Linked DNA regions of Homo sapiens: region 1 is linked to region 2. A link is an interaction called in ENCODE POLR2A ChIA-PET data of the cell type or tissue named here. Cell type or tissue: A673. All regions are shown on one strand. Each heading gives the region's core, and the rest is flanking DNA. Links, peaks and the distances in the headings are about the cores only.

Region 1 (12,153 bases), core at 2,950-7,949, 610 kb before region 2:
TGCTGGAAAGGCCATGAAGGTGGGTGGCGGCGGTCCAGTCCACATTCCCTCTGGCAGCCCAACTGTCAGGACTCAGAAGTTCTCCCTCATGGCCAAAAGGAGAGGAAAAGGCACCGGACAGGGACAAACGTAAAGTCTTGTCATCCATTGGTCCAAGCAGTCAATTGGACTAGAACAGGACTGGGAATTTGGCTGGGAACTGGCCAGGCGAAAACCCTCAGGGTTTTAGCTGGCCCAGGTTGAGTCTTGTATCAGCCTCTAGCCCCTGGTCTGTAGGGGCTGTGTAAGCCTAAAGTTGTGTGTTCAGATGAGGGAGACAATAGTCCCTCATTCAGTATATTTGTATTAAACATCTACTTTGGTCCAGGCTCTTTTCTAGAACTGGGATGCAGCAGTGAACAAAACACATGGAGACCCTGTTTTGGACGTGGGGCTGACATTTGAGTGGTGGGATGAAATGAACAGCCCAACAAGCTCACTGTCAGGTGGTGAGATGTGCCTGGAAGAAAAATAAAACTGGCTTGTGGGTCAAGAGTGTGATTTGGGGGAGTGACCCAGCCATGTCAGGTGGTCAGGATGGTCCCTGGTGAGGGGCAGTAGACTCCGGGAGGGTGGCCCACGGGAAATTGAGGGAAGAATTTTCCAGGCAGAGGGAGCTGCAGGGCAAAGGCGCTGGAACTGGAGGGCATGGGTGGCCAGAGGCAGGGCTGAAAGAATGAGAGGATGGTGGAGGAGAGGGGCCAGAGGGCATGTGGAGACAGGTAGGGCCTCTTGGCCATGGGGAGGACTTTGTTGTTTGAGTCTGAGTGGAGGGGAAGCTGCTGGCGGGCCCGATGTGAGGACTGACTGGTTTGGGTACACATTTTAGAGAGACTGCTGGGGGTGAGGGTGGACGCAGGATGACTAGCTGGGAGGCTGCTGCAGTCTTGCCACGAGAGAGGTTGGGCGAGTCAGTGGTGGGTGGGGACGGCGGGGGAGCAACCAGGGGTTGGTTCTGGATTTATTTTGCAGGATGAGCTGATGGGATTTGCTGATGGATTAGATGTGGGGTGTGAGAATAGAGTGTTGACCGCAAGGTTTCTGGCTTGAGGAACTGGAAGGACAGTTGGACAGTATTGCTATTTACCAAGACAGAGAAGGCTGTGGGACAAGCAGGTTTGGGAAGAGCAATTAAGATTTGGGGTCAGCTGTGCTGGGGTGGGGCCTATGCTGGTGGGGGAGGGGCATGGTGCACATGGGTGCTGGGTCCTGCATGTTCCTGTTGCTGTCAGGAACAGCAACAGGGGTTGTGTGAGGGGCCCCAATGCTAGGAGTCTGTTCTGTGAGAACAAATGTTTCCTGGTCCCTTCATGTCCTTTTCTCTCTCTGCAAACCTCCCTCTGCTTTTCTCTTCCTTTTGGACGAGGAAAAAGGCAGATTCTGAAGCCTCATTGTCACTGTGATGGTCCTAGCCTTTCTGCCTGGCATGCCTCCTGACAGGGAGTTCCTTCTGGGGTAGGCAAGGTTGGGGGCGGAAGGGTGGGGTGGAGGTTCAGGCCTTATCCTGGCTCTGCTACCAACAGAGCTCTTTGCCTTGGTTTCCCCTCCTGTATGGAGAAGGGTTGAGGTGGCCCCAGGGTTCTGAGGGTGGCAGGGAGCATTTGAGGAGGCCACATGGCACAGTGGTTAAGAATCTGGGCTTGGGGTCAGGCAGGCATGGGCATGAATCCTTGCCTGCTGCTTGGCTGTGAGACTGTGGACGAGTAACATAACCTCTCTGAGCCTCAATTTTCTCATCTGTAGAAATGGGCCAGTGATAGTACCTGCCTCACAGGGTTACTGTGAGGTTGAATGAGGAAATGTCCATAAAGCACTTAGTGCCAGGTGCAGTGACTCGTGCCTGTAATCCCAGCACTTTGGGAGGCTGAGGCTGGTGGATCACCTGAGGTCAGGAGTTCGAGACCAGCCTGACCAATATGGAGAAACCCCGTCTCTACTAAAAATACAAAATTAGCCAGACACGGTGGCACACACCTATAATCCCAGCTACTCAGGAGGCTGGGGCAGGAGAATCATTTGTACCTGGGAGGTGGAGGTTGCTTGTGGTGAGCCGAGATTGTGCCATTGCACTCCAGCCTGGGCAACAAGAGTGAAATTCTGTCTCAAAAAAATAAACAAACAAAAAAATAAAGCACTTAGCAAGGCCCTGGCATATAGCACACCTAGTAAACCAAGGCCTCTGCTCACAGTGACCCATGCAGGCAGGCAGGTAAGGGGCTTGGCCTAGTGAGTGGGAGGAACCGTGGGAGGTTATTGAATAGGAGCATGCCAGGCATGTGGTTTGATGGGGCAGCTGTGAGTGTGGAGACTTGGGCTGAGTTTTCTTAGCAAGTCCAAGAGCCCCTTCCACCTTCCAGAGTGAGAGCTGCGGGCCGGCCCTAATGGACCATCTTCCTTTCCCTAGCCAAGGGTCTTCATTGGCTTGGCATGGGCAGCCTCTGTTTTGCACAGGTCCCTTGGGGTGGGGTGGTCATTTTCCTTAAGGCCTCCTATAGGACCCCTTGTCTCTATATCCCAGTGGCTAGCCTTAGGGAAATGTGAGGGAAGGGCTTTGGGGGTGTGTGACATCAAAGGGACTTAATTTACGTGTAGGTAGGGCTCTGGACAGGGCTGATGGGTCAGGCGGATCCTGGAGTGGCAGTCCACTGGACACTGGGAGTGACCTCGGTTTCTGGTCTGCATCCAGGCTGGGTGGTGCTTGCTCCAGCAGAGCCGTGGAGAGGTTGACAATGGGTGGAATGTGGCCCCTTCAGAACCCACACTTCACTGGTGCCCAGGCATGCCAGCCAAGCCCTCTGCTTCTGCAAGCCTGTTTCCCAGCAGTTGAGCTGTGCCAGGACAGCCAAGGACATTTCAGAGTCCCCAGGGCTCATAGCCAGGCTGTCACCGGGCATTGCTTATTTTCCCAGGGCCCAGGAGTCTTCAGGGATGGTGGGGGTTCTGGAGATGTTCCAAGGACTTTTCTTAACAGCTTGGTAAATTGAGGTCTGGAGAGAGCAAGGCACTTGACCAAGGTCTCACAAGGCCGCCTCCCTCATATCTGCCACTCCCCTCTGTTTCCGTGTCCTCTGCACAGACTCCTGGCCTTCTGCCTGGACGTTTGTAACAACCTCCCTCTTGTGGGCTCCCTAAGAGCTTTGTTTGTCCTCCATTATCGTAATCTTGCCATAATCTGCCAGATGCACACACTATTTGATGTGTCTACCTCCTGTCCCCTCCACTGACTGCCCGTGACAGAGTCTCCCCGACAGAGCTGTGCAGCATGAGGTTTAGGCCCCAGGCTCTGGAGCCAGTCTGAACTCTGTTTGGATGCCAGCTCTGCCCCTTCCTGGCCTGGTGACCTTGGGCATGATACCCTACTTTTCTGAGCTGCTGTCTTTGTGAAATGAAAACAGTAGCAATACTTAGTTGATAGGAATGTCAGGACAGTTAAATGGGATAACGTGTGAAATGCAGAGTACAACACCTGGTACCAAGTAAACTCTCAGAAATGGTCATCATTGTCCCAAAGGCCCATCAGTTGGTTGAACTGGAAAGTCGTGAGCATGGAGGAGTAGACCCAAGCTTGGACTGGGAGGCAGAGGATGTGGGCTCCAAGTTCATCTCAAACATTGTGTTCCTGTGTGCGTGTTGGGAAGCCACTTATCCTCTGGAAACCCCACTTTCCTTTTCTGAGAAAGGGGGAAGAAATCCCTGCTATACTTTAATAAAGTTGGCATGTGATACCGCAGCAATGCCTGTGAAAATGCTTTGCATCTGTGTAATGATTTAAAAATGGCACAGCGGTGGCTGTGGTGTGCTGATGGCGATGAGGGCATTGTAACCACAGTGGTGGGCAGCTGGCCGGGCTGGAGGCTGGTTCATCTGTGGAATGCTTAGTGCCCACACGGACTTCCCCATCCCTGCCTACCTGCTCCCGGCTGTCCACCAGCCTGCCTTCACATTAGCCCCGGCATTATATGCTAGAAAATGTGGGAGGTGCAAAGAGCTGATGGCATTTCCCCAGCCCTGGTGGGTTTTCTGTTATCTGTGGCTGATGCCATGGAATGTGGGGATTAAGAACCAGACAGATGCTGGTTCGAATCTCAGCTAAGCACTTCCCAACAGGGACCTTAAGCAAGTTGCTTAATCTCTGTGGACCTCAGGCTCCATATTTGTAAAATGAGGCCATGATCAAGTAGAGGCCAAGCATTTAACAAAGAGCCCAGAACATAATGGCATCAGGTGGTTGTATAATGTGTATTCTGCCTGGAACGTGGTCACTGACAACGTGGTGACTGACAGGTTATCGATGGCAGGAAGCTGGGGCCACTGTGCCCATTTCGGGGATTTGCTGCAGAGGTCGGTTATGCTCCCTACAGAATAACCCAGCTTAGATTTAGGAGGGTCTATGGAATCATATGGCATGATTCAATTTTTTAAATTAACTCGTTTTTTAAAATTTTATTTTTTTTAGAGATGGGGTCTTGCTGTATCTCCCAGGCTGCAGTGCCATAGTGCAGTTGTAGCTCACTGCGGCCTTGAATGCCCGGGCTTCCAGCAATCCTCCTACCTCAGCCTCCTGAATAGCTGGGACTACAGGCTCGTGTCACCATGCCTGGCTTCATGATTCTGTTTTATGTGACCAAACTGAGGCCGAGAAAGGAGTGGTACTTGCCTGAGGTCACAGGCAGGTTGTGTAAGAAGGCCGGGCCTAGGATGAGGCAAGTGAGGCATCTAAGTGCAGCGTCTCAGGAGGTGCCCGCTGTGTGCTTGCACATTGTGGAGAATAAGAACCTTTGTTTTTGAGAGAGGGTCTAGCTGTGTCGCACAGGTTGGAGTGCAGTGGTGCAATCTGGGCTTACTGTAGCCTCAACCTCCTGGGCTCAGGTGATCCTCGCACCTCAGCCCTCCCATATAACTGACTATAGGCACACGCCACTACGCTGTCTAATTTTTGTAATTTTTTTTTGTAGAGAAGGGGTTTTGCCATGTTGCCCAGGCTGGTGTTGAACTCCTGGTCTCAAACTCCTGGGTCAACCTGCCTTGAGCTCCCAAAGTGTTGGGATGACAGGCGTGAGCCACTGCACCTGGCAGTGAGCACCTTCTAAAAGGCTCCTCGCGGGCCTCACCTGAGCCTAGTCCTGGGTGAGTTCCTGATCTAGGACTGGAACCCTGGTCTCCTGGCCCCATGAACTGTTCTGGACCCCTGCGAGGTACTTTTTAGAGTCTCGCTGAGGCCTCCTATTCCTCTTTAAAAGGAGCCTCTGTGAAGTAGGTCACCCAGTGCTTTTTGCTCCACGTTTCTGTTCTCTAGCTGTTGTCTGTGTCCTAGAGAAAGCCGGGCCCACTTGCCCCCACCTCTCCCCACCTTCTGCCCCCTCCCCCTGCCAGCTGCGCCTCCATGTAAGTACTTTGAGTCCCTTAACACCCCAAGGCGTGTTGGTGGCCAGCTTTTGTCGTGATGACAAGCCCCAGCAAGTCTACAGGGACTGGCTGCTTTCATGTGGGCCCTCGGTGAAGCCTCCTTGGTCTCAGCAGGCCCTGTGTTGTACCCACCAGGCCTCTAGGAGATTAGGGGGCTTCTGTGGCTCCAGATGGCTCAAAGCTTTTCCCTTCCTCTGTGTTATCCCTAGCCCACCTGGCTTCCGTCCTCACTGGCCACGGGGCTTGGGGGATTTTCAGTCTCTCCAAGGCTCTGGCATCTTCCAGAGTGGGCTAGTCTTGGAGTGTCCATCTGAGCCATTCTTTCTGTCACCACTGCTGGGCCTGCCTGCTGGGCCTTAGGTGACTTCTTGAGAGGTGGCCAAAGCTGCTAATCCCTGGAAGGGGCTCCTAGGATTTCCCTGTGGCTGGCAGGACCCTTGGCCACCCACGTGGTGTGACATGAGGAGCCTGGAAAGCCAGCCCAACCTCCATCCTTAAGCCCCACGTATAAACATACCTTTTTTTTTTTTTTAACTGCAGCTCTCAGAGCCTGCAGTTCTACTGTTGTCAGGTTGCCTTGTGCTCTCCTTGGCATCCTCTAAGAAGGCAAATACCTTTTCAGCTGGGTGCTTTTAAGCATTTGCTGTCAAGAAGCAAGCCCTGGCCAGCCTGGCCCTTTTCCAGTGTTCTGTGTGACCGTGGCCAAGTTGCTTCTCTTCTCTGGGTCTCGTCTTTGTAAGACCCTTTTCAGCTCTAGCACTTTGAGGCTCCAGCATGGATTCTTACACCCTCCACACCTTTGCCGGTCACCTTTCTTCCTTCTCTGCAGGGTGGGGCACAGGGAAGGGCCTGGCAGCTGAGCTGGGTGGGGCCAGGGGCCAAAAGCCAGCATCATAGACACTTTTCCCTCCAGCTGGGCATACCAGTCCTTCCTCTTCTTCTCAGGACAGGTGGGGAAACTGAGGTCTGGAGGGGGAAGGGCCAGGGCTGGAACCAGGACCCAGTTATCCTTATTGCCAGTGAGTGCTCCTCCTGCTGTTGGCTGCTACCTCTCTTGAGAGGGTCAGAAGACCCACTAGCATGAGGGTCAGGGACATGCTTTTTCCTTTCCCGTGGAAGGCTCCTCCAGGCAGGGCTTGGGTGAGGCAGGCGAGGTGCCAGTGGTTCCCTGGGCACGGGGCAGAATCGGAGGAGGACATCCTCTTTCTGAGGTTAAGGAGGTAGGGGCTGGAGGCCTTGACAAGGGAGGTGGCATGAAGGGGCGTGGAGGTTTCTAGGAACGTGGTTGGTGGCGCAGGGTGCTCTAGGGCCACCTCCCTCCCTTGCTTCTGCCTTCCCTTTCTCCTGGGGAGGGGACTGGGCCAACAGTAATGCCATTTTTCCTGGCCCTGGGATTAGGTGCAGCCGTGTTAAGGAGAGGACATTCGAGAGGGCGTGGCGAAGTGAAGAGGAACCTCACGCCACTGCCTGGAGCTCCGGTGGGTCTGGGTCTGGTCATTGTCTCGCTGGCTCCTGTCCACTCTGACCACTGTCCCTGGCCCCCTGCCCTGTCCAGTCCTTCCAGGTCCATCTGAGTGTGTGTGTGTGTGTGTGTGTGTGTGTGTCCCCAGGAGGGATCTGGGGGTACAGGCTGGCACTTGAGCCTGGCACTGGGTCCTGCCTTCATTCCAGATCAGAAGCAGCTCCCGGAACTGCCCCAGGGAGAGGTCTAGGCTGACCTGGCAGATTCCTGATGGAGGAGAAGGAGGAGGAGGCTGAGGGATGGGAAGGAAGGGCTCAGTTTCTCCTGTGGCTTCTCCAGACAGCTAGGCATGTCCACAAATCCACCTGAAGCCAGCAGGTCCAAGAGTTTAAAGATTTATTTCAGGGCCACGGGGGAAGCTGAAATGGTGAGATCCCAGGGCTCTCAGATGTTGTGTTTGTGGCTTTGGTCCTGTCTAGACTGTGAGAGCCATGGCTTGTCAAAGCCAGAGGGGCCCCTAGAGAATTTCCATGTTCTTAACTTGGCTTTTGATGGGGGCCAGTCACAACCACTCTGAATTTGTGTGTCTGGGGAGAGAATCTGCTAATAGCCATCATTAGATTCTCAAAGGGTTCTATAACCCCCAGAAGGTCACAGACTTCTCCTCTAGTCCATACCCCTCACTGCAGTTGCAGAAACTGAGGCTCAGAGAAGGGAAGGGACTTGCCCAGAGACTCACAGGCGGCAATGGAGGCTGTGGCACCCCCTGCCTCTGTCTTCCTGCCAGCATTCTGCCTGACCTTACAAGCTGGGGAAGCTTGGCTCATTCAGGGGACAATGACCTCTCATCCCCTGATGAGAGGAAGGGGATGACTGGGAGGGAAGGACTGGGAGGCTGTTGTGGTTTCCAGGCCCGCATGGATTTTGGCTTCTGCATCCTTGAGATGGAGGCCCCTGAGTCTGCCTGTGCCTTGGAATCTCTCAGGGTGTATCTGAGGCCTGGAGTCGGGCATGCGGGAGGGTGGGGGCTAGTGGTGACCCACATTTCCCAGCTCCTCTGCAGGGGAGGCAGATAGGGGAGAAGCTCAGGGTGTGATAAAATTGTTTTTACTTCACTGGGCATAAATGACAAATAAATGAAGTGAGGGTTGGGAAGTGCTTGGTAGAGCGCCTGGCACATGCCAGGCCGTGAGGCGAGGTGCTCACCATTGTCCTTTGCGGTGCCCTGCTAGCTGAGATCTCCTGCTTCTGACCCTCGCTCCTGCCTCTTCCTTAGCATGAGGCCTCTGCCTGGGGCAGGAGGTGGCCCCCCTTTCTTTATTTTTTTTGAGATGGAGTTTCGCTCAGGCTAGAGTGCAATGGCGCCATCTCGGCTCACTGTAATCTCCGCCTCCCAGGTTCAAGCGATTCTCCTGCCTCAGCCTCTGGAGTTGCTGGGATTACAGGCATGTGCCACACACCTGGCTAATTTTGTATTGTTAGTAGAGATGGGGTTTCACCGTGTTAGCCAGGATGGTCTCGATCTCAGGACCTTGTGATCTACCCGCCTCAGCCTCCCAAAGTGCTGGGATTACAGGCAGGGGCCACTGCCCCGAGCCGCCATCCCCCTTTCTTATATTGGGGTGTCTGATGGGGGCGTGAGGACCCTCTGGCTGAAGTCCTGCCTTGCTGGGTTCCATGGTGCACCTCTCTGCAGTGCAGGCTTTCCCAGGAGGCTGAAGCTCAGCTAGAGAAGCTGGGTCAGCAGCCCTGGGCCTGGTCACCTCCAGGAAGCCTCTCTCCTGGGCTGCAGACCTGGCTTGGGAGTGGTGTGGAAAGTAGGACTGCAGAAGGGTAACGAACAGGGGCTGTGGGGTGGGCTGGGAGGGGCATCCTAGCTCCACCTCTGCCCAGCTGTGTGACTTCGAGCGGTTGCTTACCCTCTCTGAGCCTCCATTTCCTTGTCTGTAAAGTGCTCATAGCAGTGACACCTCTTTCAGGGTGTTAGGATTGAGCGTGATGGAGCAGGTAAGGCTCCTGGCACAGCCCCACATGTTCGCAGGAGCTTAACGTTGGCCGCCAGTAAGGGAGGTTATGATATGTGTTGGGATATGCTGCTTTGTTCCTTTTGAGTGTCTGTGATCTGAGCCTAAGGAAAAAATAGTTCTGGATGGATTTGACTCTGTCATAGGCAGATTTGGGGATAGGGTGGGCAGAGAGCCCCATTTTGGGAAGATTTGTGGCCACTGCATAACATTCTGTGTGATGGACCTGACAGCCTTGGTGTGCGTGAAGAGCCTCAGTGGGACTGTCAGGACTGTCCCGTCCTTGGGACGGGAGGGTGGCAGGTGACCTGCCGTGTTCCCCACACAGCCCCACCCCCAGGCTGTCTGGTATGTTTGCTCGGTAAGCCCTTTTTTTCAGAGCTGGTACAAAGGTAAACTCGCAACTCAGGCCCTGTTGGAAGAAGGACACATTCTCAACAAGTGAGGTCTAAGTTCCTGAGGTTTTCTGTTGGGCCTTCCCTGCCAGGGAACCCAGAACAGATTCACAAGTTGAGAACCAGGGAGTGAACCAGTAGTGCTTAATGCTTTGTTTCCTTGTTGATTGACGGATGATCTGTGAGCTACTTCCAAGAAAGATCACTAGAGGCTGCTTGTGATACTAAAACACATATAAAATGGATGAAAACAAACACAGACAGAAAACTATTGAAAAGGAATGGAGAAAGGGATGTGCAGGGCATCTGGCAAATGTTAGCTGTCTTAGGTGATCACAGAGGGGCTGCGGAGATGGGGGATGAGGGGCCCAGGCTCTGGAGCCCAGCAGCTGTGTGCTGAAGTTCCCATTCACCCCCTTATTAGCTCTGTGGGCTGCAGCAAGTGACTGGCCTCTTTGGACCTCAGTTTCTCATCCGTATAATGGGGGGAATCTAGGTCATGGTGCTGTGGTAAGGTTGAAATAATGGCATGTAACGCAGACATGGCATGTCTCATAAATGGAAGTTAATGTTATTAATGCATTTAGCTTGGAGATGCCGCGTAGCAGATTCACAGAGGGGAAGGTAATTGGCAAGGGCACAAGGCTCTTGAGTACCTGCTGTGGGTAGGAGATGGCTTGTGCCTTGGAAAGCTTTCAGTGAAGTTGGGAGCCCCATGTTCTAGTTGCAAGAACAACTGATACCTGGTGTTGCGTGGTGGGATGTGGAGCAGGGGAGCTCAATCAGGACTTTAGAAATCCAGAGCAGGCTTGTTCACCTCCCTGCTGAGGCTGGCATTGGAGGAGGAGGGACAGGGTTTTAATGGACAAGAAAATGGACCAAGGTAAATGAGAGTGGGGCACACCAGACGGCACAAGCCAGGAGGTCCTTTCCTCTCTCTGGGTCTCAGTGTCCCCAGGGGCTTACTGCAGGGTAGACTGTGCTCTCTGTGGCCCTGCGACTCTGAGCCAGACCTCCAACAGTCTCTTTCCCGGTGGTGGTGGTCCTGGACTCTGGGGTGACTGACAGGCGGCAGCTTGGCTCCTGGCCAGGCAGCACTGTGGGGGTGATGGGGGATGGGGCATGTAGCAGATTCCAGCAGAGGAAGGGATTTGCTTCTGGTCTCGGCCTCCCAGGGATGTAATCACGCTGGAGAAACTCCCGCACAGCTGGGAAGCAAATGTGGAGGATTTTCCTTGCTGAGCTGGATGTGGTGGGTGGGGCAGGCTGTGGTAGGGTGGCTGGTGGAGCTGGGAAGCTGTGGGGTGTGGCTGGGTGGGGGTGATGATGTGACTGTGCTGGGGGTGTGACTGGCTGGGAGGGGCTGGATCAGCTATGGGGAGTGGCCCTGGGTGCATGTGGGGCTACCTGTTCCCCAGGCCTGCAGCCACTGCTACGCCCTCCCCTGCTCAGGTCCCTGCCCAAGTCCAGGTACCCACCCATTCACATCCTTCTGAGGTTGCTGGCAGAGCTCTTTCTGCACTGACCTCCTCTCAGCCCCCACCCCATGTGCATGTGGCCCAGATGCCTATGATGATGCCATTTGAGCCTGTCATGTGCATGTGAATGTGGTGTGTGTGTTGGGGGGGCAGGGAGCAGTGTGTGGTCCACAGAGGGCATTGTCAAGAGTGACCTAGGCTGGAAATAAAATGTGGGCTGGGTGAGCATTCAAGGCCCTGGGCACCTTCCCCCATTCACTGCAGCCATGTCGTACCAGAGACATAAAACCTTGGGTTCCAGAGACCTCTAGAAACCCTTGTGGAAAGGTCATGGTCGCCACTGCATTTTCAGTGCCTAGTGGCATGCTTGGCACCTAGTGGTGCTCAGTAAATACAGGATGAGGAAACAGGTCGTTTGCTTGTTCCGCACTCCCAGAAAGATCTCGAACCTCCTTCCTGGATCCCATTCTCTTGCTCCTTCCCTCTGGCGTCAGCCTGGCCTCCCTTCCTCTCTCTTTCTCAATTCACTACTAATTTGATATGTGGCCTTGGGCCAGTTCCTTCCTGAGCCTCACTTTCCAAATCTGTTACTGAGTAATCATTTTATTAGCTTATATTACCATGTGCCAGGCACTGAGCTCAGTGTTTTACATGCCTCATCTCTCTTTGTCTTGGTAGCTGCCCTGCAAGATAGATAAGTAGTATAAACCCCATTTTAGATTTAGTGAAACTGAGGTTCAGAGAGGTTGAGAGATTTGCTCAAAGGTCATGAGGCTGGTAAATAATGGAGCCAACATTCAAGCCCCAGCTGGGAGCCACTGCACCCGGGAATTACCTGTAATCCCAGCACTTTGGGAAGCCAAGGCAGGAGGATTGCTTGAGACCAGGAGTTCAAGACCAGCCTAGGCAACATAGGGATACCTTGTCTGTATTAAAAAATTAGCTGGGCATGGTGGCACACACCTGTGGTCCTAGCTGCTTGGGAGACTGAGGTAGGAGGATCACTTGAGCGTGGGAAGTTGAGGCTGCAGTAAGTGTGATTGTGCCCCTGCACTCCAGCCTGGGCAACAGAGAAAGACACTGTCTCAAAAAATGAAAATATGCTGGGCACAGTGGCTCACGTCTATAATCCCAGCACTTTGGGAGGCCGAGGCAGGTGGATCACTTGAGGTCAGGAGTTCGAGACCAGCCTGGGCAACATGGCGAAACCCCGTCTCTACTAAAAATACAAAAATTAGCTGGGCATGGTGGCAGGTGCCTGTAATCCCCACTACTCAGGAGGCTGAGGCTCGAAAATCGCTCGAAGCTTGAACCCAGGAGGGGAAGGCTGGAGTGATCCTGGGCAACAG
Region 2 (12,153 bases), core at 3,382-8,381:
CAATACAAATACAAACTAACCCTTGTCCAGTGAGTATTACATGCCAAGAGGCACCGTTCCAAGTGCTTTACATATAATTAACTAATTTCAGCCTCACAAAATCCACCCTATGGGCTGGGCACTGTTGTTATCTCCACTTTACAAAGGAGGAAATTGAGACACAGAGGTTTTGTGACCTGCCCAAGGACATATAGTGAGTAAGTGGCAGAGCAGGGATTCAACCTGGATTCCATGCTTTTATTCGTCGGGCTATCCCGCCTCCTAGATATTGCTCCTGGGTGGTAAAGGCCCATCACGTGCTAAACAACACCCCTACCACCACCTCTACTTCACCCAAATCTAACACACCTTTCCCCCACATTTTAGTGTCTCTGAAATCAAGATGTGTTTTATAATTGAAGGCAATTATGTGAAAATCTTCCACGGATACCTCTTGGTAAGATTTTTTAAAAGTGCATTGATGCAATGTGTTTTATAGTAAATGAAACAAGATACCACTAATGATGAATATTAATGAGAATAACTTCAGCCCTAACCCATATCCACTCATCCATATTTATACACGGTGGAATTAAGATCCAAAAGGGAAAAACCTTTTCAAAGTCAAGAGCTCAAATTATATAAGCGTAACCAAAAAGCCAGGTACTGAGAGGAGACGAGGGTCTGTGTGTGTGTCATCTGCATCTAGCGTGTATGTGTCTTGTATGTGTGTGCATGTGTGCTGCGTATATGTGGTGTGCATGGGTCATGTGTGCATAGTGTGTGAGTGGTGTGTGTGTAGGTGTAGTGTCTTGTGGGGGTGTAGCATGTATGTGTATATATAATGTGTTCTGTGTGTGATGTGTGTATGTGTGGTGTGCACCTGTCACATGCATATGTAACGTGTTTTATGTATGAGTGTGTGTCACATGTGAGAATGTGTGTGTGTATAGTATGTGTCTTGTATATGTTAGGTGTGTGTGTCAAGTGTGTGTGTGGTGTGTGTGTGTATACACCCTAGTTGTGCAGGACAGCGTGCCCCCTCCCCTGCCTGCCCCAGTCTTCCTGGTTCTTCCCTAGCAACAGTTATTTTCTCACCCTCTCCTGCAGCCTCGCACAGACCTCATGACATTCCTGCACAATCACACATTTGGCAGCACCCCTGGAGGCGAACTGTGACAGTGTTTACTTTCCAGTAGTAGCTTCGGAGGCTGCCAAGGTTCTATTCTTCCAGAGAATCTGTTCAAGTTCCCAGTGCCCCCAGCCCTTCCCTTAGTCCCTGCCAGTTACCAATGGCCACAAATGCATCCCTGACATCCCCAGACATCTCCTTCTTGATGGTGTGCTCCACGTCATAGTTGGTCATCTTGATGAACTCCTGGAAGACTGGCCACAAGAGAAGCCCCAGAGGTGGGGGTGAGCTTCAGTGCAGGAGGCGGAGGACCCCTCCTCAGCCCCACCCAGTGCCTCCCACAGGCTGTGCCTGAGAAAGTGGAAGGGCAGCAAATATGGCCACAGCCCAGGCCTAAATGCATTGGGCAAGATCATCCCGATAGAGAAGCTCTGACATCAAGGCTGCCGTGGGCTCAGAGCCAAATCTGTCCCACGCCAGTCCCCGTGCCTGGCCAATGGTCTTAGAACCTCGGCCAAGTTCTGGGAACCCAGGCTGGGGTAGTAAAAGGAGCACGGGTCCTAGTCATGGTTCTGCCCCAGCTCACTGAGGGACCTTGGGTGATCCCTCTCCTTCCTGGGCCTCCTCTTCCTCCTGTGTCCGCTTGGGATGAAGACACAATGATAACACTCAGGAAACACTCACTGAGTCAGGCATTGCGCCAGTGCTTTATGTGTGTTATGTTTTTTGTATCTTCACAACAATCATCTCGGGTAGAGCTAAAACCCTGATTCCTACGTAAGGGAGCTCAGGCGCAGAGATTCGGTGACTTGCCTGAGGTCACATGGCTGTTAAGTGGGGGATTCAAATCAAGGCCGTCCAGTGCCCAAGTCCATTCTTTTAGCCACTATGTTAAAGCACCTTAAATACTGAGAAGTGCCAGACATTAAATGTAGACATTTAATGTAGTGCCAGACATTAAAATGTAAATGTCTCAGTGCAGGACACTTCATGATTACCGAGTGCCAGGGCCACTGCATACAGGTGTGCCCTGAGCATGCGGCAGCCTGTGGTTCAAAGATGTCTATGTGGGTCTTGTGCCACCACCACCTCTCGCTGCCTTGCTCCTGGCAGGCATCGCCAGTGAATCATGACGCGGGACCCCAGAATCCTTAACACAGCACTCTAGGCAGCTACTACCAATCAGAGTTGGCCTTTGAGGTGAAATCCAGTTGCTATACCTAATCCCGGGCATCCCACCTGCTTCCCTAAGGAGGAGAAAGAAGGTGAGGTATAAGTGGTAGAGCCAGGACTAGAACCCAGGGCTCCAGAGTCGCCGTCACCCATGACACGCTACTGCTGGGTTAAGGAGGAGGTGGGTGGGCAACGGGCTCCTCTTGCCACAGAGAGCTGAGAGGCTCTCATCAGATTCTGGGATCTTCCTGCTGAGCTGGGAAGGGAGGAGGTCAGGCCTCACCTCTCCGGAGGTGCGGATAGCTCCGGGTACACAGGATCGTCATGAAACGTGTCTCCAAGGAAGTTTTGTCTCCACTAGGTGTGTCTGCTATTTCCTGCAGAGCCCCAGTTGGAGCAAGGATTTGGGAGGGGAGACATGAGAAAGCCTTGGTTATTATTCACTTTCATGTCTTTGCCTGGGCTGAGGGCAGTCAGAAGCTGGGCTCACCCAGCCATCCAAGGGGGCCGAGACTGGTCCCCTCTTCCTTCCTCAAGCACAATGGCTTCTATACTCCCCTCTCCAGTTCACAAGGACCCTGTGAACTGACAAAGATGGCCTTAGCACTGGGTACTTCCATCCTAGCCTCAGGACCGTGGGGCTGGGGCTCCTAGGAGGACCCACATAGACTCTGAGCATAGCAACTGGGAGTTCCCCTTCCATCCCTCAACCTTTCTGCAAGCCCCTCTGGGAAGGGTGTATGGGGTCATATGCAGAGAAGATGGCCTGGCCAGTGTTTCCCCAAGCGGGGTCAAGGGCAAACACACCCGATCACACTGCACATTAGTGTTTCCATGATTGTCTTCTAGCTAGCTACTAGTTCTATTTATACTGATAGTAAATTCCCCTTAACTCATTTTGGGTTTAAGAGTGAGTCGATTTAAAGATCAGTATTAATAGCTGGTGGTTACACAGCACAAATCGTGCCAGAGATGATTAGCTGAAGTTTGGGAAACACTTGCCTGGCCTATCTTTTACCAAGCAGGGCCCGGAAGGGGAGAGAGAGAAGCCGCACAGCAAGCTCCCAAATCACTGCTCGATACTGCCCCGCTCGGCCCAGTAAAGGCGGACTTTACTCAGAGGCCGTTAAAACCCAAATGAAGAACAGGACACTCACCAAGATCTCAGCAGCCACCTGAGAGCAGGGAGGGGAGAGAGGAGGGAGAGAAGGGAGGCAAGAGTCAGAGGAGGTTGGGGAGGCTGGTGCTGGGGCCCTGGGGTGCAGGGTGAGGGGCCTGGCTGGGAGTGGGAGAGGTCCCAAGAGACCTGAGAGAACCCGGGATGCGAAAGGAAGGGGGGTAGGGACAAGATAAAAATACCTTCCTATGACCTTTTGGGCTGGAGCTCAGAATGCGGATAGGCCTGGCAATAACTAAAAACGTGTTCACTTGAAGGGTAAGAGAAAGACACAGAAATGGGGAACTCTGCCCTTCGCACCCCAAAACCCAGAGGAGATTCCAGGCCTGTTTCTTTGTCTGAAAGTGGAAATAATCCCTGCCACTTCCTTACAGAACCACTGAGATGTAAATGTGAGCAGTGCAAAGTTCTCTGCACCCTTTAGCATATTCAGAGTTCCAAGGCAAGAGACATGTAATTTTAGCCTTCATGTTACAGACAGGAAAGACTGGCCAGCTGAGGCCTTAAGGGGAGCTGACCTGCCTGGAGGCACACAGCAAACAGTGATGGGAAAGTCATTTTACAAGGGTTACTTTTAATCACTGCACTATGCAGAGCACAAAATTCTGTGGTTAGGACACTATTTTGTTAGGCAAATAGCTGTGACTTGGAGAGCCTGGGAACAAAATACCCAGGCTCATGTACCTAGGCTGCGTATTGCTTTCGCCGTTCCCCCAGAAACTCTGCTGACTTTATTCTATTGGATAGACTGAACTCTTTATAAACTTCACAATAGCCTATACTCTGGAAACCTTCCTCTTCTTTTCATTGCATAATTGGCAATGTCCGTTAAAAGTTAAAAGGCATATGCCATTTGATCAAGCAATTATATTGCTAGGAATTTGCCCTACAGGTATACTGGCAAAAGCCTTCCACGATAGAATACAAGACTGTTCACTGCAGCATTCTTTTTAATTTTTGGAGACAGGGTCTTGCTCTGTTGCCCAGGCTGGAGTACATTGGCACAATCTCGGCTCACTGCAACCTTGACCTCCTGGGCTCAAGCGATTCTCCTGCCTCAGCCTCCTGAGTAGCTGGGACTACAGGTGTGTGCCACCACATCCAGCTAATTTTTTTATTTTTTGTAGAGAAGGGGTCTCACTTTGTTGTCCAGTCTAGCCTCAAGCAATCCTCCTGCCTTGGCCTCCCAAAGAGTGCAGTGGTGCGATCTCAGCTCACTGCAACCTCCACCTCCCAGGTTCAAGCGATTCTCCTGCCTCAGCCTCCTGAGTAGCTGGGATTACATGTGCATGCCACCAGCCCAGTTAATTTTTTTTTTTTTGTATTTTTAGTAGAGATGGGGTATTGCCATGGTGGCCAGGCTGGTCTCGAACTCCTGACCTTAGGTAATCCACCCGCCTCAGCCTCCCAAAGTGCTGGGATTATAGGCACTGCACCTGGTCAGCATTTTTCATACTAGAGAAAAACTGTAAACCATCCTGAGATTGACTTGTTAAACAGGCTATGACTTATCCAATCAATGGAAACAATCCATGCAGTTTTTACAAAGGATAAGATTATCTACAATGCTGATAAGGAGAGTTTCCATTTAAATTAAGTAAAGAAGTAAAGTATAGCATATTTTTGTGTAATATAGTGTTTCTTTTATCTAGATTCAAAAAAAAATAGACACTCACTTTCTCATACTTCCTGGGAAGTACTTAAGAAACTGTCGAGACACCTTTGAGGAGAGGGACTATGAGGGAAAGCTTTCGCATTTTTTTTATTCTTCCTGAAAATTTCTTAAAGATGCAAAGATATTATTTCATTTTAAATTTAAATGTTAAATAAGAGTTATCAAGGCTACTAGGATTATGGGCTGCTTCTGGTTTTTAAAATATTTTTCTGTATTAAAAACAACCTATGCCAGGCACAGTAGCTCACACCTGTAATCCCAGGACATTGGGAAGCCAAGGTGGGAGGATCACTTGAGCCTATGAGTTTGAGACCAGCCGGGATAACGTGGAGAAACCCTACTCTACCAAAAAATTAGCTGAGCATGGTGGCGCACGCCGTTATTCCCAGCTACTTGGGGGGCTGAGGTGGGAGGATTGCTTGGGCCTAGAAGGTGGAGGTTGCAGTGAGCCAAGATTGTGCCACTGCACTCCAACCTGGGTCTCAACCCTATCTCAAACATCACAAAACAAAAACCTAGTTGAACCCTGAGGACATCATACTAGGTAAAGAAAGCCAGTCATAAAAGCATAAATACTGTATAATTTCACTTACATGAAGTCCCCAGTCAAATTCACAGACATAGAAAGAATGGTGGTTGCCAGGGGCTGGGGGAAGGGAGAATGGGGAGTGACTGTTGAGTGGGTCCAGAGTTTTGGTTTTGCATGACGAAAACAGTTTTGGAGGTGGCTGGTGGTGACAGCTGCCCAACAATGTGAATGTACTTAATGCCACTGAACTGTATACTTTAAAATGATTGGCCAGGCATGATGGCTCACGCCTGTAATCTCAGCACTTTGGGAGGCTGAGGCAGGTTGATCACCTGAGGTCAGGAGTTTGAGACCAGTCTGGCCAACATGGTGAAACCCTGTCTCTACTAAAAATACAAAAAATTAGCCGGGTGTGGTGGCAGGTGCCTGTAATCCCAGCTACTCAGGAGGGTGAGGCAGGAGAATCACTTGAATCCGGGAGGTGGAGGTTGTAGTGAGCCAAATTGCAACACTGCACTCCAGCCTGGGCAACAAGAGGAAAACTCCATCTCAAAATAAATAAATATATAAAATGATTAATATGGTAAAGTTGATATGTATTTTATCAAAAATTTGTAAAAACTTATGCTAAATAAAACGGTATCATTTTTAAAAAGAGAGAGAGAGGGACATGTTTAAAAAATTTAACAGAAAAGAATCCAAAGTCCCAATTGTTCTCACTTACGCGGGTCAGAGTACCCTAGACATACTCGGTTTTTCAAAGCATCTTTAAGATAATAATATCTGTAATGTAAAAAAAAAGTGGTGGGACACTAAATTAATATTCACCACAAAAGCTTGTTCTTATTAGCCTAGCTACTTCATGCAAAAATTAATCTGGACAGTTCCTCAAATGGTTAAACTTAGAGTTCTCATATGACCCAGCAATTCTATCTAAGAGAAATGAAAACATATGTGCACACAAAAACTTGTACACAAATGTTTAGAGCAGCATTAGTCATAATAGCCAAAAGGTGGAAATAACCCAAATGTCCATCAGCTGATGAATGGATAATAGACTATTATTTGGCAATGAAAAGGGAGTACCAACATGCTACAACACGGATGACCCGTGAAAACACTGTTAAGTGTTTAACATAGTGTTTAGGTTAGTGTTTTCTTAAGTGAAGAAGCCAGTCCAAAAGGCCACGTATTAATATCACTGTATTGACATGAGGTGTTTGGAAGAGGCACATCTGGAGAGACAGAAAGTAGATTAGTGGTTGCTTAGGGCTGGGGGGTTAGTAGGATATGAGGAGTCACAGCTAATGTGTATGGAGTTTCTTTTGGGGGTGAAAAAATGTTCTAAAATTGATTGTGGTGATGGTTGCATTAAGTCTGTGAAGATACTAAAAACCACCAAATTGTACACTTTAAATGGGTCAATAGTGGGGTAAATGAATTCTATTTCAAGAAAGCTGTTATATTTTTAAAAGCCTGGGCCAGGCATGGTGGCTCACGCCTGTAATCCTAGCACTTTGGGAGGCTGAGGCGGGCGGATCACTTGAGGTCAGGAGTTCATAACCAGCCTGGCCAACATGATGAAATCCTGTCTCTACTAAAAATACAAAAAAATTAGCTGGGCATGGTGTTGGGAGCTTGTAATCCCAGCTACTTGGGAGTCTGAGGCAGGAGAATTGCTTGAACCCAGGAGGCAGACGTTGCAGTGAGCCAAGATTGCGCCACCGCACTCCAGCCTGGGCAACAGAGCGAGACTCCGTCTTAAAAAAAAAAAAAAAAAAAAAAAAAAAAAAAAGTCTGAGTATTGATTATCTAAAAATGACCACAATCCTTCATTTCATGGTAGGTCTATAATAATTATTTATAATTTATTGCTCTAATTGGACAACAGAGTGAAAGGGGAAGCAATTAACAATCACTGTGGGGCCACAGTTGGAAATTGGACATATGTTCAACTGGTTAATAACAGTCCCAGACTTCTAAGAGCTTGAGGGTGTTCTAGACATCCAGAGTGAGAGACCGCCAGGGAGGCAGTGTAAAACAGGCAAATACAAACTGCCAAGTACTCATGTGCGTTATCTAAGGGGGAGCTTGACTCGGCCCTATCAAATGCCCTTAATTTTTATATACATTTTGCTCCCACATTTCCATTTCATCTCTGGAAATTCATTCTAATGAATAATTCATGAATGTGATAAAAGAGTTTGCTACTAGGAAGAAGGCTGGTTAAATAACATGGTAGATTCAGATATGGAACAGTATATAGCCATTAAATGATATCGTTGATTTAAAAATGCAACAATATTCACATAGTATTAATTTTTAACTGTCAGAAATAAAGAATCCACTTTTATATATACATAGAGAAGCAACTAGAATAATGTATGCCACAATACTGACAATGCTTATTACTATTAGGTTATGGAGTCTTTTTTGGCTTCTCCTTATTTTCTAGTTTCTATAAAAGAATGTACTGCTAGTTATAAGAAAATGAGCTTGGGTCTAGCATCCTAAATCTGGAGAAGCAGCCGAGTTGGGCAGGGATCTCGCTCAAGGGTCCCTTAGCTATTTCCACCCGGGTTCTCTCTCTCCACTTCTCTCCTTTTGCGAAGCAGCTGTCAGCAAGGCCCACCACTGCCCCCTGCTAGCGGCAATTGGAAGCACAGCCTCATTGGCAAACCAGGCACCAGGCAGAAGCATTCCCTGGAAGATCAATTCAGGGTTGGAGGATGGATTTGGGGTGAGAGCTGAGATTTTTAAAAAACTCTCAGCAGCACACGAGGCTGTTCACAGTAATACTTAATAAACGTCTGTTGAATGAGTGAATGAAATGTGGCCTCAGCAAGCCACCCTAGTGTCTGGCTGGGTTCTCAGCCTAACCCCCATCCATGTGCCCACAATGTAGCTGAAATGCCATACATTTAAATGTAACCCTGCAGCTTTTGACAACCATATTCCAAAGCAAGGGTTGGACAACTGGACAACAACAGCTATTTGATGTGGAAGCTGCAGGGGACCTTAACTCTACTGGGTCTTGGAAGATATTACTGTAAATGGAATTAAGCATAGACTCTGGCATCAGGCAAGCCTGAGTTCAAATAAAACCACCACCACTTAGAAATTCTTTCATTGAAGAGGTTAAGGAGCTTCATTTTCTTCTAGTAAAAAGGGAGAACATAAAAACGTATAGAATAATCTTGGCATCGTTCTCAATATATAGTATGCATTCTAAAAATTATAATTACAATTCTGTAACTGTCAGGTTCCAGCTAAAGATTTTTCTAGCTCAGATGCTGTTGTAGCAAACCACACTTCTGTTATGGGACCTGGGAACAGAAAAGTTGGTTCCCTGACTCTCAATCCATCAGTGCTCTTTTCAACTCACCAACTATAAAAGAAGGGGGCTGGATGTCTATAAAAGTCTGTGGTGTCTGTGCCCCACATCCCTGGACACAGCTTTTGGGGGCGGGAAAATGAGGCAGTCAGAAGAGATGGAGACATGGACCTGGGTCAGGCTACTGGGTGCTGGGATCAAGGTGCAGGTCAGTGGGGGACAATGCACTGGCCTCAGTAGGGACTGCCCAGCCATAGAACCCTCAGGGAAAATGAATTTGGGGTTGTCCAACCTCCAGAAGAAGCCATTTCCAGACCTCAAGCTCACTAGGCTAAGGAGCAGGGCTGAGGCAGAGCAGCCAAGAGACTCCTAGAGAACCCTTTTCCCTGCTATTCATTCAACAAATATTTATTGAGCACTGATCATGTGTTACTTTGGATATATCAGTGAACAAAATGAAGATTCCAGCCCTTGAGGAACTTACTTTCTAGGCTCGTCCCAGGACACTCCCTCCAATCTCGGTCCCATTTTACAGATAATAAACCGAGGCCTTTAGCACTCAGGCCCTCTTCTCAGCAAGTTCCCAGACCAGCTCTCTAGGGGTCAATTCTACTGGGGCCACTGATTTGCTGTGTGACTTTCAGAAGTCATTTGCCCTTTCTGGACCTCCATTTTCCCACTGTAACATGAGGGCTTTGACCTGGGTGATCTGCAGGTCCCTGCCAGCTCTGAGGGTCCTGCTATTCACCTAGGAAATGCCAGTAATACCAGCACCACACTTCTAAACCTCATTTCTACAGTCTAAGTATCAACCAATCAAACCAACCACGCCCCTGCCAGGAGCCTTCACTCACAGACAGGGCCCGGCGTAGACACGCATAAGCTGGACCTACATCTCAGGGACACCCGGCAGAGGTGACTGGGGTGGGCTGGGGGTCTTACCTGGGCATCTTCCCGTGCCTGGTCCAGGTTTTCTCCTCCCTCCTCACGATGCCCCTGCAGCAGGAGCAGCAAGAAAGTTCAGTCCCCAAACATCGACCCATCTCCATCTCTGTACCACCACACACCCTGCTCATTTTCACCTCTCTGAATGCTCTTCCTCATCAGCTACACAGGGACGAAAATCCTGCCTCTATAAGGTAGGCTGTTGTGGTCATTAACTGAGAATGTGTGCAAGACACTTAGCACCAATGCCTGACACACAGCAAGCTCTCGGTAACTGTCAATGAGGGTCTGCCATTTTGGTTATGGGAATTCAAGAGATGGTGACAGAAGCTCCCAGGTAACAACACAGGAGAGGGTCACCCATATGGCTTTGTCCTGTGAGCTGGGGGCCCAACAAGCCAGGACAAGGGCCACCAGGGAGGACTGTCTGGAGAAGGTGGTACCACGCCAACTTTGACAAGGGAACAACAGGGGTAGGCGGTGGAACTCTAAGGAGGCAAGTGGGGAGACACCCCCTCTCCATCAGGAGTGCACTTCTAACTCCCCTGTGCCCTCCACTCAGTAAACCTTCCCTTCCTCCCAGGCCTCCCGATGGGCAAGCCGACCTGGGGCCCATGAATTCACTCACCGTGGCCAGAGAAATGAGGATCCTCCTGAAGTGGCCAGATGTGTCTGAGCTCAGAGCATCCTCCAGGGACTTGTGATAGTCTGAGGCAGAGAAAGGGGGTGTGGGTAGCTGCTGGCCAAGAAGGATTTGGTTGCGGGGAGGGAGGTCCAGGAAACTCAGGCTTGAGCCAGGGCAGTATTGGCAGGGGGAGGTGGGGATGAAAGGGTTTGTAACTGGCTCATGGGGGCATCCAGCCATCCTCCTGCTGATTTTGTAAGACAATGGGCATTCCCATCAACCCATCATCTCCCCTCCATCCCCTCAGCTCTGTCCCAGTTGAGGTCCCATTGCATCTCGCCTTTAATATTTAACAGCCTCTTAAGTCACCTCCCTGTTGTCATTCTCTCTTCTACCTTCCCTCCTGCATGGCAGTTGCTAAACCCAAAAGCAGAGCTCTGACTATGTCACTCCTGTACTCAAAAATTCTGCCATTTTAAAGCTGCTTATAAGATAAAAAATGTAAACTTTTTTTTTTTTTTTCAAGACAGGGTCTCACTCTGTCACCCAGGCTGGAGTGCAGTTGGCATGATCAAGGCTCACTACAGCCTCGACCTCCCTGGGCTCAGGTGATCCTCCCACCTCAGTCTCCTGAGTAGCTGGGACTATAGGCACATGCCACCACACTTAGCTAATTTTTTTGTTTTTTGTTTTTTTTGAGATGGAGTCTCATTCTGTCTCCCAGGTTGGAGTGCAGTGGCGTGATATCGGCTCACTGCAACCTCTGCTTCCCAGGTTCAAGTGATCCTCCTGCCTCAGCCTCCTAAGTAGCTGGGGCTACAGGCGCATGCCACCACGCCTGGCTAATTTTTGCATTTTTAGTAGAGACGGGGTCTCACCATGTTAGCCAAGTTGGTCTTGAACTTCTGACCTCAAGGGATCCACCATCTCGGCCTCCCAAAGTGCTGGGATTACAGGGGTGAACCACCGCACCCAGCCAATTTTTATATTTTTTGTAGAGACGGGGTTTTGCCATGTCGCCCAGGCTGGTCTCGAAGTCCTGGGCTCAAGCAATCCGCCTGCCTGAGACTCCCAAAGTGCTGGGATTACAGGTGTGAGCCACTGCACCTAGCCGATTTAAACATTTTTGACTGGTACTCAAGATTCTTCAGAATGAAAATATGGGGCCACTCGCTTAAAAATGAAGAATTTCTGGACAGTGACAGCATAGCTTGCAACCAAGTGTGGGGCCCTTCTGGCTGTGGGGCCCTGTAGAACTGCATGGACTACACACCCCTAGAGTCGCCCTCCCTCTCTCCAGCAGGCCAGAATGTTCTCTGTTCCCACTTCCAGCCAAGCCCTTTTCTACCTCCAGGCCTTTGTCCTACCAGGACACCTGTCTTTTCCCCAGACACAGGGATGGGCACACCCAAGAGGCTTATCAAATCCTCAAGGACTGAGGGAAAGGAGACAGGCCAGAGTCCTGGGCAGAGCTGTGGGCTGGGGTTGGAAGTTGGGGGGCCTGGCTGTTCTCCCAGCATCTGGGCCCAGGCCTCCCAAACTCACCCTCCTTATAGGCCTCATTGATGGCCCGGATTTCAGCAT

What was found. Peaks named below come from ENCODE experiments on the same cell type or tissue, not always from the same donor. Only the 100,000 strongest peaks of a DNase experiment are listed, where the experiment ranks them.
Region 1: POLR2A ChIA-PET joins it to region 2 with 10 read pairs; 2 of 35 experiments call an interaction of 5 or more read pairs at or near these places.

The regions. Positions count from the first base shown.
Region 1 is chr5:150,501,304-150,513,456 of GRCh38, forward strand. It overlaps NDST1 (N-deacetylase and N-sulfotransferase 1), which reads left to right and starts at 6,828. Exons shown (of 15, transcript NM_001543.5): 1 at 6,828-6,923. RefSeq lists enhancers at 169-729, 730-1,288, 8,812-9,385, 10,687-11,340 and a silencer at 10,304-10,598. In A673, for the core only: no CTCF peak of the experiment used is centred there; no DNase peak of the experiment used is centred there.
Region 2 is chr5:151,107,186-151,119,338 of GRCh38, forward strand. It overlaps ANXA6 (annexin A6), which reads right to left. Exons shown (of 26, transcript NM_001155.5): 18 at 12,115-12,153; 19 at 10,573-10,652; 20 at 9,942-9,995; 21 at 3,442-3,459; 22 at 2,568-2,661; 23 at 1,270-1,365. Among named protein-coding and RNA genes, the nearest start is that of TNIP1, 32 kb to the left of the region's middle. In A673, for the core only: a CTCF peak has its summit at 8,303; a DNase peak (open chromatin) is centred at 8,286.